Regions from separate parts of the Mus musculus genome. Here region 2 is linked to region 1. The links are chromatin loops, found by intact Hi-C in ENCODE. Cell type or tissue: left cerebral cortex. All regions are shown on one strand.

Region 1 (8,000 bases):
GGGCTTGTTTGTGGGAGACTGTCTTGATTTTTAATTGATGTGGAAAGACAGCCCTCTGTGAGTGACACAATTCCCTAGGCAGTGGTTCCTGCATAAACTTGTTGGGAACAAGCACACTGGCAGCATGGATGCTTTTCTTTCTCTCTGCTCTTGGCTGTGTTCTTGTTATGTGTCAAGTTCCTTGAGTTTCTGCCTTGGCTTCTCTAAAACGGTGGGTGTACTGTGACCTGAATTTGTAAGCTAATGTAAATTCTTTCACCGAAGTAACAAAAGATCACCTTTCAAATTTACATTCAATTTTGTCCCACATTTTATGTAAGTCTTACAACTTATAGCTCCTTCTTAAAGGCTAGTTGAGTCTTCTCTCAGGCTTTTTCATTTTTTTCTTTCTTTCTTTAAATTGTCACCTTACTAGAGAAATAATATGAATAATATAATCCCAGTTTCATAATTTACCATACTGAAGTATATCAATATTATATTCCATCAAGTTCCATTAAATATTTCCATCTATTTCCAAATAAATGTCATTCTCTGCAGTAGGACTCTTTCAACAAGTATGGGTAGCTTCATTTGAGGTCCATGTCCCATCCTAGTGCATTTTAATTCATGTGTCAAATTCTCTAGATTGCTGTGTCACCTTCTCTAAATTTCATTCTTCTTTTTCTTTTTCTTTTTTCTTTCTTTCTTTTTTTTTTTTTTTTGCCACTTAGCTCGATGAGAGTCTAACAGAGTTTTTAAAATTTTATTTCAATGTGCTTTGAAAAAATAGAATAGGCCTGTAGCCAGAGTTACTTTACAGAGCTTGTTATACTGGCTAGAAACAGACTCAGCATTTGTCTAACACCTGATGACTCACTGGGTTCCACTAACTGGGATTTCAAAATGTTAATTCAATTGCCATATATGGTAGCTGTGAGGATTTCCTGTTAGATTTTTCAGAAATACTCATTGCATTGTGGTGGCTGTTTATTTTGAATAAATAAGGAAAAATATGAATAAATAAGGAATGTTTTCTTGCCCTGAGAAGCCATGTTGACAGCCCCATTTTAGAAATTTCTAAGGAAATCTGAATTTTACCTTTCTTTTAATTTTAGACCTCCAAGAAGAACCTGAGGTAAGAATTACAGTTCAAGTAATTTTCTAGGTATAGGCAACACTGAAGAAAATTGCATTTTAAAAAAAGAAGGAAGTACTAAAGATGTGCTATTGTGACACTTAGCACAGTATATTACCACAGGAAAATCTGGCATTAGTATAAAGCATGTGTGTCAGAATTACCTCAACCAAGAAGAGGAGGACTGATGTGGATCTCCACCAACTTCCAAATTATCTTAAGAACTTTTTCTTGCCGGGCATGGTGGTCCACGCCTTTAATCCCAGCACTTGGGAGGCAGAGGCAGGTGGATTTCTGAGTTCGAGGGCAGCCTGGTCTACAAAGTGAGTTCCAGGACAGCCAGGGCTATACAGAGAAACCCTGTCTCAAAACAAAACAAAACAAAACAAAAAGAACTTTTTCTTTCTCTTGGGGTGGGAATGATTAATTCTTCTCTGCTTCTGAGCCATGACTTTTCACAGTTGGGAGGAAGGGATTAATCCTTGGGTTCACCCCATGTGTAGAACTGACCATTGTCACTTGAGCAACACATAATATCAAGTCTTCAAGAAATTCATGCATTTGACATTCAGAAAACTATGGTTAGAGCTAGCATTCCTGGCAACACCTTAGTTCAAACGATAAATCTTGAAGGATTAATGAATATTTAAGTTTCCTCATACAGGCGTCAGGATTTAACTGAAAAGTCAAGTTGAGTCATGCAGTTCGAGCATTCATCTCTAACGAAAACATCGGAAAGTATTATTATACTATCTACCACAGTGACAACTGGAATGAATTCCCAACGAGAATTCTGGTATTTGTGCAAAAACACATTCCTCCAAAAAATTCCAACCAAGAGGACACTTAATTTAGTATTTTGTGAAAATGTTGGAAAATTTAAAAATATTTTAACCTACACATTGTCTTTAGAATACACACACACACACACACACACACACACAAGTGCATGCACACACTTATACAATAATAATTATAGGAAAAGAACTCATGAATTTGAGAGACAGTGACCGAGCACTAGAATTGAAGTATGAGGGAGGAGGAGGGGAAGTTAGGCAAAACAGTGTACTCATGATTGAAATTCTCAACATGAAGAACAGACCTAAACTTAAACCAAAGTAAAAGTATTACTTATAAACCAAATAATGTTCAAACATTCTGATAGCAGTACTCATCTATTAATTTAAAGTCTGACCAGAACAGTGGGCATGGGTATTTTCATCACAAATGGATTTGTCTAGACTTGGCATTTTTCCCACATTTCCAAGGTTTTATCATTGCCCTACACAAACTGCCCTTGCATTATGTGGTCTGGAGAATTTGCTTGAAGCCTGTTTGAAGTCTATCACTCAGGTGCTTTAGAGTTTTGCAGGTTTCTTGGTAACCTTTTTCAGCTGACTTCTCTTGGGCCACATTCTCTCTGGAATACTACTAGTTATCATTAAGTATGACTCTATTCACCTCTTAGCATTTTGAAGAGCTTTCTAAGAATGGGGCTTGTATTCAAAATAAGCCTTCTAATTTAACAATGTCAAGATGCTTCCAGTGTAGGCTATTATCCAACAGCCCAATATTATTAGGTCATGTGATAGTGAAGGCAGAAATGTGTATTTCTAGTAGCCACAGAGTATTCCATTTAGTTACCTGTTGTACCTGGTAAGAACATAAGATAAATATCATTCCTGAAATAAATTTCCAACCATGTGTGAATATAATAAAATGATTTCATGGGGCTGTTAGGTGAACTAGTGGATTCTTAACATACCATAATGTCTTGTGTTAGTTAGAGCATTATTTCTTCTGCCATGCCTTTTACAGTATAAGGTAGATCTCATAAGCTTGGTGTTACAGCACTTCTATAGGGCAGGCGTACCACAGCTTTCCATAATGCATAGTCCACAGCTATATTGTCCATTCAAAGATTTGGTCATAAAAGATAAATATGAGAATGTGTCTTTATAATTAACACTGGCAAAAAGGTTAGGGTTAACATTTTCTTTCTATCATTCTATGGGCTAAGGATGTATACTTCTAGAGCCACCCTTCAAACAGCTACAAGATCAACTGGATGAAATAACAAATTCCTTAAGCATCCAACCTGAATCATGAGTAGCTCTTTACAAATACTTGACTTTATTTTTTTTAATTATATAATTTAAGAGGAAACTGAACCCAAAAGATGATGACTGTCCAAGGACTTGAATGTATGTCCTTAGAATACTGCAATCATGATTTTCTATTTGCATTTCTGCTACATCAGGAACTAACTGTCTGTCATCAACTCTTTGAGCTAAATTATTTTTTTTTCCTTTGTGTCTTTTTGAAATTTTTCAGTTCCGTCCTCTGTGAACCAGAATTTGGAATCACTGTTTTGTGCTGAACTGAATTCAATCCTATTCATTCTCTATGATATGTCCCAACCAAAACAACAGCCTCGAAACACTTGACTACTGAGGCTAAAAGGCATGAAATTGTGGATTTTATGGGATGTGGTGACATTCAACATCTGAAGAATTTTGTGCACTGACCATTTTTCAGAAAATTCTGAAGAAGTAAGGAAGTTGAAATGCATCTCTTTGTATATTTTAATCCTTAGAATGGAAACACTATTATAACAAAGTTGACTGGCCATACAATCTACAAATAGCAAAGAACCTCCATCTCTATGTGAGTTTTGCACAGAACAGTTTCAAGGAGGCTGAAGAGTGTTCCTAGGTTCAACCTGACAGCCCCACAAAGCAACTCTACTGGTCCAGTATGCAGTATTCATCCATGATATAACTTTTCACAGAACAAGCCAACAAGTTGTTGACCCTGTCTCAAAACAAGAGTATATTATATTTTCCTAATTTTATAGACATCAAAGCAATAGATCTGGACAACTAAAGACATTTTGTATAACTTTATTTCAGTATTTGGTAATGTTTAGACATAGCCTCCAGTCCCTAGATGAAGTCATTCCCTACTGTTAGGAACTTTTTCTTTTTCCCTGCCCACTCCAAATGGGCTCACAGTTCTTTATTTAGCACCATAGAAGGGCTCATTTGCCAGCACTGCCTTCACTTTACTTGGCTTCAATTACACAAACTAACCGCACACCATTGGATGGCAGCTGCTGTAGCAATGTGCCTGCCCTTTCCAAATTCATGAGTGGAGATTTTCCACCCACTGTGTCAGGTACAGAAACTCAAAGAAGCATCAAAATTCTCTAGTGCAAAGAAGGAAGAATTCCAACATCATAGTCTTACTTCTAAAGTTAAGTTGTTTGGACCTACTGCCACATACAGAAGAATAATAAAACCTACCAGGGTTTTAACTGATTCATCACTCTGATCCTAGCAATATGCTAAATTCCTTGAACATATTATCTTAATTCATGCCTTATTTTGAAGGTAATCAATGTAAAAATTGTTTATTAAGTAATATATCAAACTCTTAGATAATCAAATGCATTCCTATCTTATGCTTTAAGTCATAAATGGTTTTAATTCAGTTGAGCTGTTGCTCTTCTCCTGTAGACTTGTGGTCCCTGTAGACTGTCAGCTCCCAGCTGCTGGGCAATACCAGTTACATATTTGTGGCCCACTAATCTCTCTCCACCCTGCCAGCTTCCCTGCTCCTGACCACAGAGTGACAACATCAGTTCTACCATGCCATGGAAAACAGGACTCAACATTTCATGAGAGCCAACCCATCGAAGAGTTTCTTGGGTTGTGAAAATCCTCTTAAGCATTTCCATATTTCATTAACCTCAGATTCACCTGCTTCTCTTTGGGTCTTAGGGGTCATTGACCATGAGAAAACTCTGAGTGCAACCACAAATAAAAAGTAGTGTGGTTGCCTTTGGCACAGGAGACTGTGTGAACCTGCAATGTGCTGGTACAGATCAATGGGCATATGGGGCCTAGGAGAATCCTAGTTTTAGGCTACCCTGAAAACCAAGGCATGTCAGGACTCTGAGTTGGTAGTGAAATTTTGCTTCTGCTCATAGAGCAGGTGGCTTGTCTTTTAAGGTAGTCTGAGATATTGACAGCCAAATATAGAAGAAACAACTTTCAGGAGTGAGTGCTGACCATCAGGGGTTTCTGATGACTTCAGCCTATTACAGCCACATTCAGCTAATGCAGCTAGGTACCCTCATCAGATGCCAGGTTGTTTACTGGATCAAAATTACTGCTTTGGTGAGACTGATGGGGCACCTTTTAAGTCTGATCTATCCAGCTGTTCCCTGGCAACAAACCCGTCATCTCACTGAGCATAGGCATGATATTCTAAACTTTTTTGTCTAGTGGGCTTCTTTCTTAACATGATCACTGGTCATTTTCTGGGACTCTGATCCAGCATAACTGGAGATGTTTAGTTATTTATTTATTTGTTTGTTTGTTTGTTTGTTTAATATGCAAAATTTTACAGATTGACTTTGTTTTCTTTGTGTTTGTTTGAGACAGTGTCCTATGTAGTCTAGCTGGACCTAGAACTTAATATATGGCCAAGGATAATCTTTGATAATCAAGGATAATGTTCCTCCTGCTTCTGACTTTAGAATGCTGGGATTACAGGTCTGGGCCAACATGACTGCCTCATTGATTTTCTTGTGAAGGCTAAGTTGGCCTGGAGTACCTGGGATACATCTCTTTTGATAATGATGCATCAACCTTATCATTTGCTTCTGGATACAGTTTGCTAGTGTTTTTATACAATTGATTATTCTTTCATTTGTCTGTGTTCATGAAGGGTATTGGTCTAAAATTCTCTTGTAATGCATTTAGTGTGAATTTCCTAGAAGTCTGTATACTAATAGTCTCTTTTAACCTTAAATATTAACAGAATTCCTCATAAAATCATTTGGGCTTGGAGTCATATGTGTTTGAAGTTTCCATGACATTTGGATGGATTCATTTGCTTTTAAGATTTTTTTCAAACTTCATCTTAAATCAATTTTAATAAATAGTGATTTTTTTCTTTTCACATTTTCACGTAAGATAAAACTATTACATTGAAGTCAGAAAAGACAGACAAAGAGAAGGAAAAGAGCACAAAAGAGTGGACAAGAATCAGAATCCTAATTGAATATGTTCTTATGAATTTCATAAAAGCACTAAATCAGAAGTTATTACATTTATACAGAGGATCTGCTACAGACCCCTGCAGCCCATTTGCATGTTACTTCAGGTTCTATGAGTTCATATGAGCTTTGCTCATGTTAACTTAGGGGGCTTTGTTTCCTTGTTATCCTCCATCCCTTATGGTTCTTATGTTTTTTTCAGCCTTCTCTTTGTCAGGGTTCCCTGCAATCTGAGGGGATTATTTGACAGTGACATCCCACTTACAAATGAGTGTTCTAAGGTATCTCACTCTGTGTAATACCTAGTTGTGGGCCTCTGTATTTGTTCCCATCTCCTTCAAGAGGAAGCTTCTCTGATGATGGTTGAACAAAGCACTAATCTCTAAGTAGAGTAGAAGAATATTACTAGCAATCATTTTATCACTATTCTTTATTCTCTTCTGTTCTCTTTTCTTCTGTTTCTTTTCTTTTAGAACAGTAGTACCTCTTTTCACCCTATGTCTCTAAGGTATCAAATTTCAGGTTCTTGATCACCTAAGCAGTGCTGTGTATGTGTTGCATCTTAAGGATTGGGCCATAAGTCAATTCAGTTATTGGTTGGTTACTTCTATAAAATGCTAGCCACCATTGCCCTAACATATCTTGCAGATAGTGGCTGACTTGGTTTTTGTGCTTTTCCTTTCATAGCATGCACACTACCTTCCTGTAATGAAGATGCTGGAACATAGGGGTGAAGTCTCTATGTAGGCACCATATAGACAACTCCATAGTCTGTGAGTTGTGCAGGTATTGTTTTCAGCAATGCGGCTTTACTGTCAATTTGTGAGAGTAACCTAAAGTCTTGGCAACAGAATGAATTGTTTGATTATTCCCATGGTCTCTCTTTCTATTGGGTTATTTTCTTTTTATTGGGTTATTCTCTAATAACTCAATTAGGTGTAACCCAACACCAGTTCTGGAAGCTTCATTTGCTGACAAGAGATGGCCAGTTGCGTCTCTGTTTCCCCCTGCCCCCTTTAATTGGTAATTTCATTTAACTTCATTCACATGTGTATTTTAGGGGGTTTCTACTGTATTAGGTTTCCTTTACAACCCCTCAAATGGCAATTAATTTTAGCTGTCTCTCCCCATATGTCCTTCCACTCCCCATTCTCAACTTCCCATCCCATTCTAGACCCAGAGATCCATCCATATACACCTACTCTATTTCCCTTTCCTAATGAGAACTATGTGTTCCCTCTAGTCTCTCATTCCATACCTAACCTCTATGGTTCTGTGGATTGTAGTTTGGTTATAATTGACTTAATAGCAAATATTTACATATGAGTGAATACATAACATATTTACTTTTCTGGGTATAGGATATCACACTCATGATTTTTTTCTCATTCACTCTATTGCTTATAAATTTCATGATGTCACTTTTGTTTGGCTTTTTGTTTGTTTGTTTGTTTGTTTGTTTTGTTTTTCGAGACAGGGTTTTTCTGTATAGCCCTGTCTGTCCTGGAACTCACTTTGTAGACAAGGCTGGCCTTGAACTCAGAAATCCACTTGCCTCTGCCTCCCAAGTGCTGGGATTAAAGGCATGACCACCACTGCATGGTATTTTTGTAATGGATATTTTATTTATTTACATTTCAAATGGTATCCCCTTTCCCAGTTTCCTCTCTGAAAACCCCCATCCCAATCTCCCTCTCCCTGCTTCTATCAGAGAACTCCCCTATCCACCTAACAACTCCTGCCTCCTAACCCTGGCATACCCCTACACTGGGGCATGGAACCTTCCCAGGACCAAGGGCCTCTGCTCCCATTGGTGTC
Region 2 (8,000 bases), 130 kb after region 1:
TCCTGCTTCCTGGCCCTGGCATTCCCCTATACTGGGGCATAGAACCTTCACAGGACCTAGGGCCTTCCCTCCCATTGATGACCCACTAGGCCATCCTCTGCTACATACATCCTCAGCTAGAGCCACCAGTCCCACCATGTGTTTTCTTTGATTGGTGGTTTAGTCCCAAGGAGCTCTGGGAGTACTGGTTAGTTCATAGTGATGTTACTCCTATGGGGCTGCAAACCCCTTCAGCTCCTTGGGTACTTTCTCTAGCTCCTTCATTGGGTACCCTATGCTCTGTCCAGTGGATGACTGTTAGCATCCACTTCTGTATTTGCCAGGCACTGGCATAGCCTCACATGAGACAGCTCTATCAGGGTCCTGTCAGCAAGCTCCAAGATGACCTATAAAAGAAAGCCTTTAATTGGAGGCTCAAAGTTGCAGAGAGTTAGAGTCCACAATCATCTTGTCAGAAGCATGCAGCAGGCAGAAAGGCATGGTGCTGGAGCAGTAGCTGAGAGCTTATCCCTGATATACAAACACAGAGAAAGAGAGAGACAGGGAATGACTTGGACTTTTGGAACCTCAAATTCCACCCCTTGTGAAACATGTCCTTCAATGAGATGACATCTGCTAATCCTTTCTAAGTAGTTCTACCCACTGAGGATCAAGTATTCACAAACAGCAGCCTATAGGAGGTCATTCTATTTCAAACCACCACAGCATATCAAAATATTTATTTGTTTAAACTTATTGTATTTTTATTATATTTTCTCTTTAACAATAACTAGTAAAATTAAATTCTCTTGCTTTTTTAGGATATAGTTCCTACTATTTTGTTTTTAATGGATTTCTATGTAGTTCTATTACCAATATTTTTATTACTGAGTGCTGAATGTAGTAAATGATTTTACCTTATCCATTGATAAAATCTCATAATTATTTCCTTTATTTATTATATTATTTTCCTATTTCTGTGATAAAACACTATGGCCCAGCAATTTAGGGAAAAAGGAGTTTATTTGGGCTCACTGTTCCAGAATGGTAAGATTTCATCATGGTGATAGTCTTTGTGCAGGTTAGAAGGAAGGTAGGAATTAATAAATGAAAGAAATAGAAAAAATATATAGAAATTAGGAAGGATGAACTGACTCCATACATATTGATACAAAGAGACTAAAATCCATGTTGAAGGAATGAAGACAGTAACACTGAATCTATATATTAAAAAACATACAACAAAAGCAGTAACACTTATTGCTTATGACAACAAATATGTACAGGGTGATTTTTAAAAGCTCAGAATAAATGCAGAAAAAAATAGATACTTATGGCAGTGAAATGGATTTTAATATGAGCGATATAGAGAATCAAATCACATAAATATTTTAATATAAAAGGGAAGTTATGTGTGTTTACATATGGTATAAAGTGAGAATTGCAACCCACTCAATTCCACAAGTATAAAACTAAAAAAACAGAAAAGAATAAAAGAGGAAGAAAGAAAGGAAGAAAAAAATGGAAGGAATGAAGAACAGTTACAAAAATAATGGATGGGACAGAATAATTTCAATAAAAGTAAGGAGGGGAGGGGAAACAAAGGAAGAGGCAAGGAAATAAGGAGGAATGGAGAAGGGAAGAGGTAGATAAAGTTAGTCTGGCTCTCAAACAGACTATGCGTTCTATGACATAATGCTAACATGCCTAGTGGAACTATCTTCTGCAATCATAAACAAAAGCTGGATGGAAATTTAAACTAATTTAACTTTAAGGTGAGAAAGATGTGACTTTCTCTGAACATGCATTCTCTCATCTCCCATCTCCTCTTCTGCTGGAGCCTTCTTGCTGACCCTGAACATATGGATGTCTTTTGTATTTGAGGAAAACTTCTGAGGTTCTTTTAACTGGCTTTATAAATAGGTAAATGATATGTGTAATGTTGTAGGCAATAATTCAAGTTTTATGAATCATGGGGATTTTTAAATTTTGGTCATCAGTAGCCTTGTTTAATGGAATTTGCAATAACTGAGGTTTTTCCAAGGAGAATGTTGTCTCATCCCACAGACACTTTCCTTAATCCCCTATACTTCCCCAAAGAGAATCTATCCCAGTGAGTTAACTTATTTCCCTGCAGTCAGCTTAGGCTCATCATAGGAAAAATAGCTGTGTGAATATGATTAAACCTCTGGAAAACATAGATGCAATGGACAAAATTAAGACAAGTGGGTGAAAATAGTTTGGGTTAAAAAGACATAGAAGATGGGATAACACACATACTCAGAAGGAAAAACCAAGGTCATGGAAAGTCACCCTGCAGTGTGTGCTCTTGCTTTTATGTGCCAAGTGTTCTTTGGACTTAAATAGAGCTGATAAGGGACTGATAAAGAAAGGGTATATATTTCAATAGAACCTTCCAACCTAGCTCTCTACTAAGTTCTGAATTATTTCAGTGAATCTTCACCATCAACAACATTGAACATACACATTGTCACAATTTTTTCATCAGAACAGAGGAAAAAATGGCATTCAGAAAAGAAATGCTGTGCTCAGGATCCAATAGCCAGAAGCTACTCCACACCTTCATCGTCCACCCTTCTTGTCTTACCTCCTTGCCCCCCACTCCTACCCCAAAGTCCCATGGAACAGAATGAGCAAAGTAGATGCACTTTCTCAGCTGGAGAAAAGTGGCATATAGATTCTATTCCACCACCAGTGACCCCTCAACTTTTGGTTGACATTAAATTGAGCAAATGTTCCTCAGGTGGCAGTCCGTACTCTCTGCTCACTACTAAAAAAGAGATGGCTAGCCCAGATACATTAAAAACTGTCTCCATCTGACCCATTTCATGATATTTCCTTTTTAAAGACAATGCCCTTTTTCACTGCCAACTGGAATTTCATAAGCTTTGTGGCTGGCTTTTCAGTCCAAGCTATCATAGTGTGGCTGGTTCATCAACACAGACCTTGCCTTGTTTTATAACAGCTAGAGCAGTTATCTACTGACTTCATCCATCAGGAAATCTTCCCCAAACTGCCTAAATTCTTTTTATTTTTTCATGGTCTGAAATGGTTCCAAATATATTTTTTTTATATTAGGACTCTTCTTAAAGTATAGATGTTCTGGACATTAACAAGAAGTAATAAGAAGGTTATTAGTTATTCAAACTTAAGTGTGAATTAACTCAGCTAACAGGGAATTGACTTGTAAAATCCACTGGAAAGTAGAGACAGCAAAGCCAACATAAAAGAGATGATACTTGAACATATTGTGAGGGCATGTATCATCATTACTATTTTTTTGTTACATATAGAAAGAGCAAGTTGAATTCCCAGCAATGCAGAATTGGAGTGAAAAGGACTCCAGTTGATGAGACAGTTTGGCAGATGGAGATGTATGAATAGAGAAGTAGGCTTCACTTCATGCCCACTCAGTGAGTCATTTTCCTGATTACTGTGTTAAACCCCGCAGGTTTAACTTAAGTAAGGATATATCCTGGCTCACAGATGCAGAAGATATAAACACATTATGTGAGACAGGCGTAACAGCAGGAGTGTAGGCTGCTTGTAAAGGACACTGGTCACATTGCTGTGGCAGAGGAGAGCCACAAGCACTCAGGAAAGAATTGAAGATGGATATTATGTCCTCCAGGTATTGCACACATTTGGAAGAGTTCATAATCTCTCAAAACATCTTTATCATATGGGGAGCAGGTGTTCAAACAAATTAGCCTGTGGAGGATATTTCTTATATAAACCATAACACACATTCAATCTATTTAGGCTTCTTCTACAAGATTCGCTCTGGAGACTTTTGGTGAGACTCCTGTTCTTATTCTCAAGTCTTAGCTACTTGTAGAGCTACTGTCTACAATGCAGGACACAAATCTTCATTCTTTATTGCCACACTAACGCTAACGGGGTTTCTTCAACACTCACATTCACCAAACCACTGTTCCAGAGGCTGCTCTTCTTCCCATCTAGTGTCAAAACAGCATCAAACCGCAGCATATCTTAAGTGGGTTAGGTCCAGGAAATACCTACTGATCACAGCATGCTCACACTGATAGCCTCTTATTTCTTCATTGTTACGTGGAAAGATTTCTGTTGCATGCAATTTAAAGGAAACATATTATAAATCTTTTACATAATTATTGATTGAGCTGTATTTTTGTTGTTAGCTGTGTGAGTGAGAAAGCAAGATCAGGAGAGAAAAAAAGACAAAAGAAAAACCAAGACTGAGAAGCAGAGACAGAGAAAGAAAGGAAGACTTTACAATTCTCTTGGGTGATGTTCCTGATCTAGGAAAGAAAATGAGTCTTTGCTCACTTGCAAATCCTTCCTGAGTCCACATACTTGGCTAGCAGATTAGTTCTTGCCACTTCTCCTCCTTTTGTTGCTTCAGGTAATGTGGGACATCAGAATTCAATATTGGTGGAAAGGCTGTCCAGGGATGTCTTATTCAGCATTCCAATGTACGTTTCTAATGGTTACAAGGAAATGACATAATCACTTCATGGGGGGTTTTACCTTACCTGCATTGCTGCTCCTGGATATTTCCCAGCAGTGTACTAAGACACCTCTAAAACACATCAAACTCCAAAGAGTCTGAGTGTTTTTATCCTTAGCAGGAAAAAAAAACAAAACAAAACAAGGTTTCATCTTAGAATGTTTTGTTGAGGAGAACAGTGCTGGTGTTGTTTGTCTGTTTGTTTTTAGACACTGCTTATCCCCTGAACAGACATCAGAGTACTTTGTGTGTAGGATAATATTGGTAAAAACAATATCCTAGGATCTATGCATAGTGGTACAGACCTATAGTATTGGAATGTGAGAGACTGGGTATGAAAGATTAAAATTTTCAGCCCAGGCTGGATAGCAAGGTAAAGTCCAACCTGGGTTACATGAGCGCTCTGCTTCAATTTAAATACATTATTTAAATCACCTAAAATATTATTGCATTTATTTATTTATTTATTTATTTATTTACATGACTGTCTGTCTGTCTGTCTGTCTGTCTGTCTGAAGACGACTTGTAGAAGTCAGTTCTTTCTTATCCATTTGGGATTGAACTTGGATTTTCAGGATTGGCAGTTTGTGGTTTTTACCTACTGAGCCATCTCACTGACATCCCATTTTATTTCTTCTTTAAAATAGCATAGAAATTTTTATTATTAAAAGTAAATGCATGAGGTTATTTTAAAGATGTAGGTAAAGTACTTCTGAATAAAATTCAACAAAATTGAGACATTGACTTTTGTGATAACCAGAGAGATGAAATATAAAAGTTCTGTCATTGGGCATTACTGTGTGTCTTTTGCCTATGTTTACACTCATCTGATGGAGAGGCACTTGTCTGTAGGATATGACAATTATCAGGAAACAGATAATTTGTGGTATGAGCACTGAAGCAACATCTCTGGATGAAACCACTCTGGATCAAAAAAAAAAAACATTTTGCAGGCTATATTCCTGATAGAAATGTATATTGAGTTTATAGAATGGTAGTGTGTGTATAGAATTGTTTAGTGTACAGAGCTATAAAACCATAAGTGGGTTTCTTCCAAGAAAATTTGGCTTCCTACGTAAGAATAAAACCTCAGGACACAGTGTCTTCAGTGCTACAAATCTGCTTTGGGTAATGTTTCTTGCCTCACTGCTGTGGTTTTCTTGGCTTCGTTCATGCCTCTTTCATGCCTGCCCAATGTTGAGGAAGCAGTGCTCATCTGATTATGACATTTACTGAATCGTAGAACCCTATGAGAGCGGACTGCTTCCAAGTCATACCAAACTCCAGTGAGCTAAAAAATAATTGTGATTCCCATAAAAGAACTCAGAAGAAGTGGGTGTAGACTTAGTTAATTATAGAAAACAGAGAATGACTCATGCCATGTTAGTTAACATCAGCAAACTCAGTAATCATAGACTAAGCCTGCCCTGCTACAGAGTTAATGAAGTAAAGCAGTATTTGTTCCTTGTCTCAACAGAAAAATGACAGCAGAGCAATATTTGCAGTCACACAAATTCCAGAGCCTTAAACCATGTTATGGAAGCTTAGCTAGACAGGATGGAATAAAAATATTACAAGTTTGCCCTCAAAGGGTATGTGCAAATGTCATGGATACTATAAAGAGAAAAATCAACATTGAAAAATTTCCAAGGAGTAGAACTGAACAGAGCCGTTAAGAAAAAGGATTTATCATGAAGGGAAAAAAATAGACAAAGACTGGCAAACCTGAAATGAATCGAATTATTCAGAAGGCAAGTGCCTTAGCCACAGTACCGTGGAACTGTGGAGCAAAGAACTATTGGTGTAGTGAGAGGCTGTGTTTCTTTAAAACCCCATTTATGTTATAGAGCTAGGCTTTCATTTTAATCTGGTGTGGAATATAAGGCTGTTTCAGATTGTCCACAGAAGCTAACTGTGATTTGTCTCGTGCTCTGGCAAAGGCATAATTCTGCCATCTGAACTCTTAGAGGGGGGCAGCTACTGCTCCCCCAGCTGCTGCTGCTGGTTCTTATTGTGGTGGTTTGTCAATTGGTCATGAGCAAAAGCAAGAGAGGGAGAAACTGAAGATATCTCGATGATGGTTAGATTTGCCCCAAGGAACATAGGGTCCTTAATCACCAAGAAGTAGTCTAAAGAGATCTATACTCTCTTTCCCTCTTAACCTTCTTTCTCACCTACATAGTGTTTAGAGGTTGAAAGGGTGAAGAAGGGTGGTAGATATAAAAACCCAATAAAGTAGCCAAAAGACCAGTTTTTATAATTAAAGTATTTTATTATTTTGAATGAGCGATGTTAAAATGTTTTATTATTTTGAGTATGTTATAGGTGTTGTATTTACATCATTTCTGCCTCCTCTTCTCCTTCTAACACCTTCTATGTCTTTTACACTCAATTTCAAATTCATAATCTTGTCTTCCTTAAATAACACAGACACACAAACTCTCTCTCTCTCCATATAATATATATGTATATATGTATGTGTGTATAAAATCATAAATATATAAATTATACAAATTATACACACATATATTCATATATCTGTAAATGAATGTATATTTCATTAGCATGGCTCTTATGTACATATGTTTAGGAATGACCACTTGGGATTGAATAACCTATCAGGAAATGCATCCCTCGAGAAAATTGATTCTCCTTCTATCAGCAACCATTGATTGCCTAGAGGTCTTCATCTAGGGATGAGGTCATTCCACTATCATAAATAGTAATTTTTTCATATTTTTCATTGATTATTTGGGTGGTGATTTCACCTCATGAACCATGAACACACACACTTCCCAGATTTTCTGGGTCTGCCCCTGAATCTTGTGACCTCAACGTCCCCACAGAAGAAGAAGGAAGAGCAGGAGGAGAAAAGAGGAGGAGGTAGCAGAGGAGGAGGTGGTGGCAGAGGAGGAAATGGAGAAGAGGAGGGGGGGACAGGGGAAGGGCAAGGGGAAGAGGAAGAGGAAGGGAAAGAGGAAGAGAAAAAGGAAAAACAAGTCTGATTTGTGTTGCTCATGTACTCACTGAAGCATGGTCAAAGCCCAGTGACCAGGCCCTTAAATAAAACTGAGTTCTTCCTGCACCCCTGCCCTAAGCCATCAATTGGCCATCAATTGTAAAGAGCTAACATACTTAATACAATTTTAAGAGTTCTCTTTTATGGCTTTATGTCTAGGCTGTTACTCTTGGTGGGGAGGGGAGAGTAGAGGCTGTCACAGAAGTCTTGTATGTCCCTCTTTCTAAACTGTGAGCCTTTTGTCATCTATACCATGACAAAAGTACTTCCTTGCCTTTTACAGTCTGCAAGAGCACAGATCATGAACTTACTCATGGTTTTTGGTGTCAGCACAGACCATGGACATCCACATAGTCTCAGGCATTAGCTTGTGTCATGGACCCCAGCATTGTATCCAGTGAAAATACAGGCAAAATGCATCAACATGGCCTCATGTGGCAGTACAGCCCATTCACATCAGCATTGCCCTTGGTGTCAGCATAGCTCATGAAC

Evidence for each region. A loop is a pair of places that touch in the nucleus more often than their neighbours do. Peaks named below come from ENCODE experiments on the same cell type or tissue, not always from the same donor. Only the 100,000 strongest peaks of a DNase experiment are listed, where the experiment ranks them.
Region 2: a loop joins it to region 1, with 14 times the contacts of the local background. A loop is called at or near these places in 3 of 42 quality-filtered maps.

What each region holds. Positions count from the first base shown.
Region 1 is chr15:43,713,970-43,721,969 of GRCm38, reverse strand. No RefSeq gene overlaps it. Among named protein-coding and RNA genes, the nearest start is that of Tmem74, 150 kb to the left of the region's middle. In left cerebral cortex, no CTCF peak of the experiment used is centred here; DNase peaks (open chromatin) are centred at 843 and 4,201; H3K27ac peaks cover 1,837 bases.
Region 2 is chr15:43,583,685-43,591,684 of GRCm38, reverse strand. No RefSeq gene overlaps it. Among named protein-coding and RNA genes, the nearest start is that of Gm41316, 84 kb to the right of the region's middle. In left cerebral cortex, no CTCF peak of the experiment used is centred here; DNase peaks (open chromatin) are centred at 3,461, 4,318, 5,760, 6,209 and 1 more place; H3K27ac peaks cover 3,976 bases.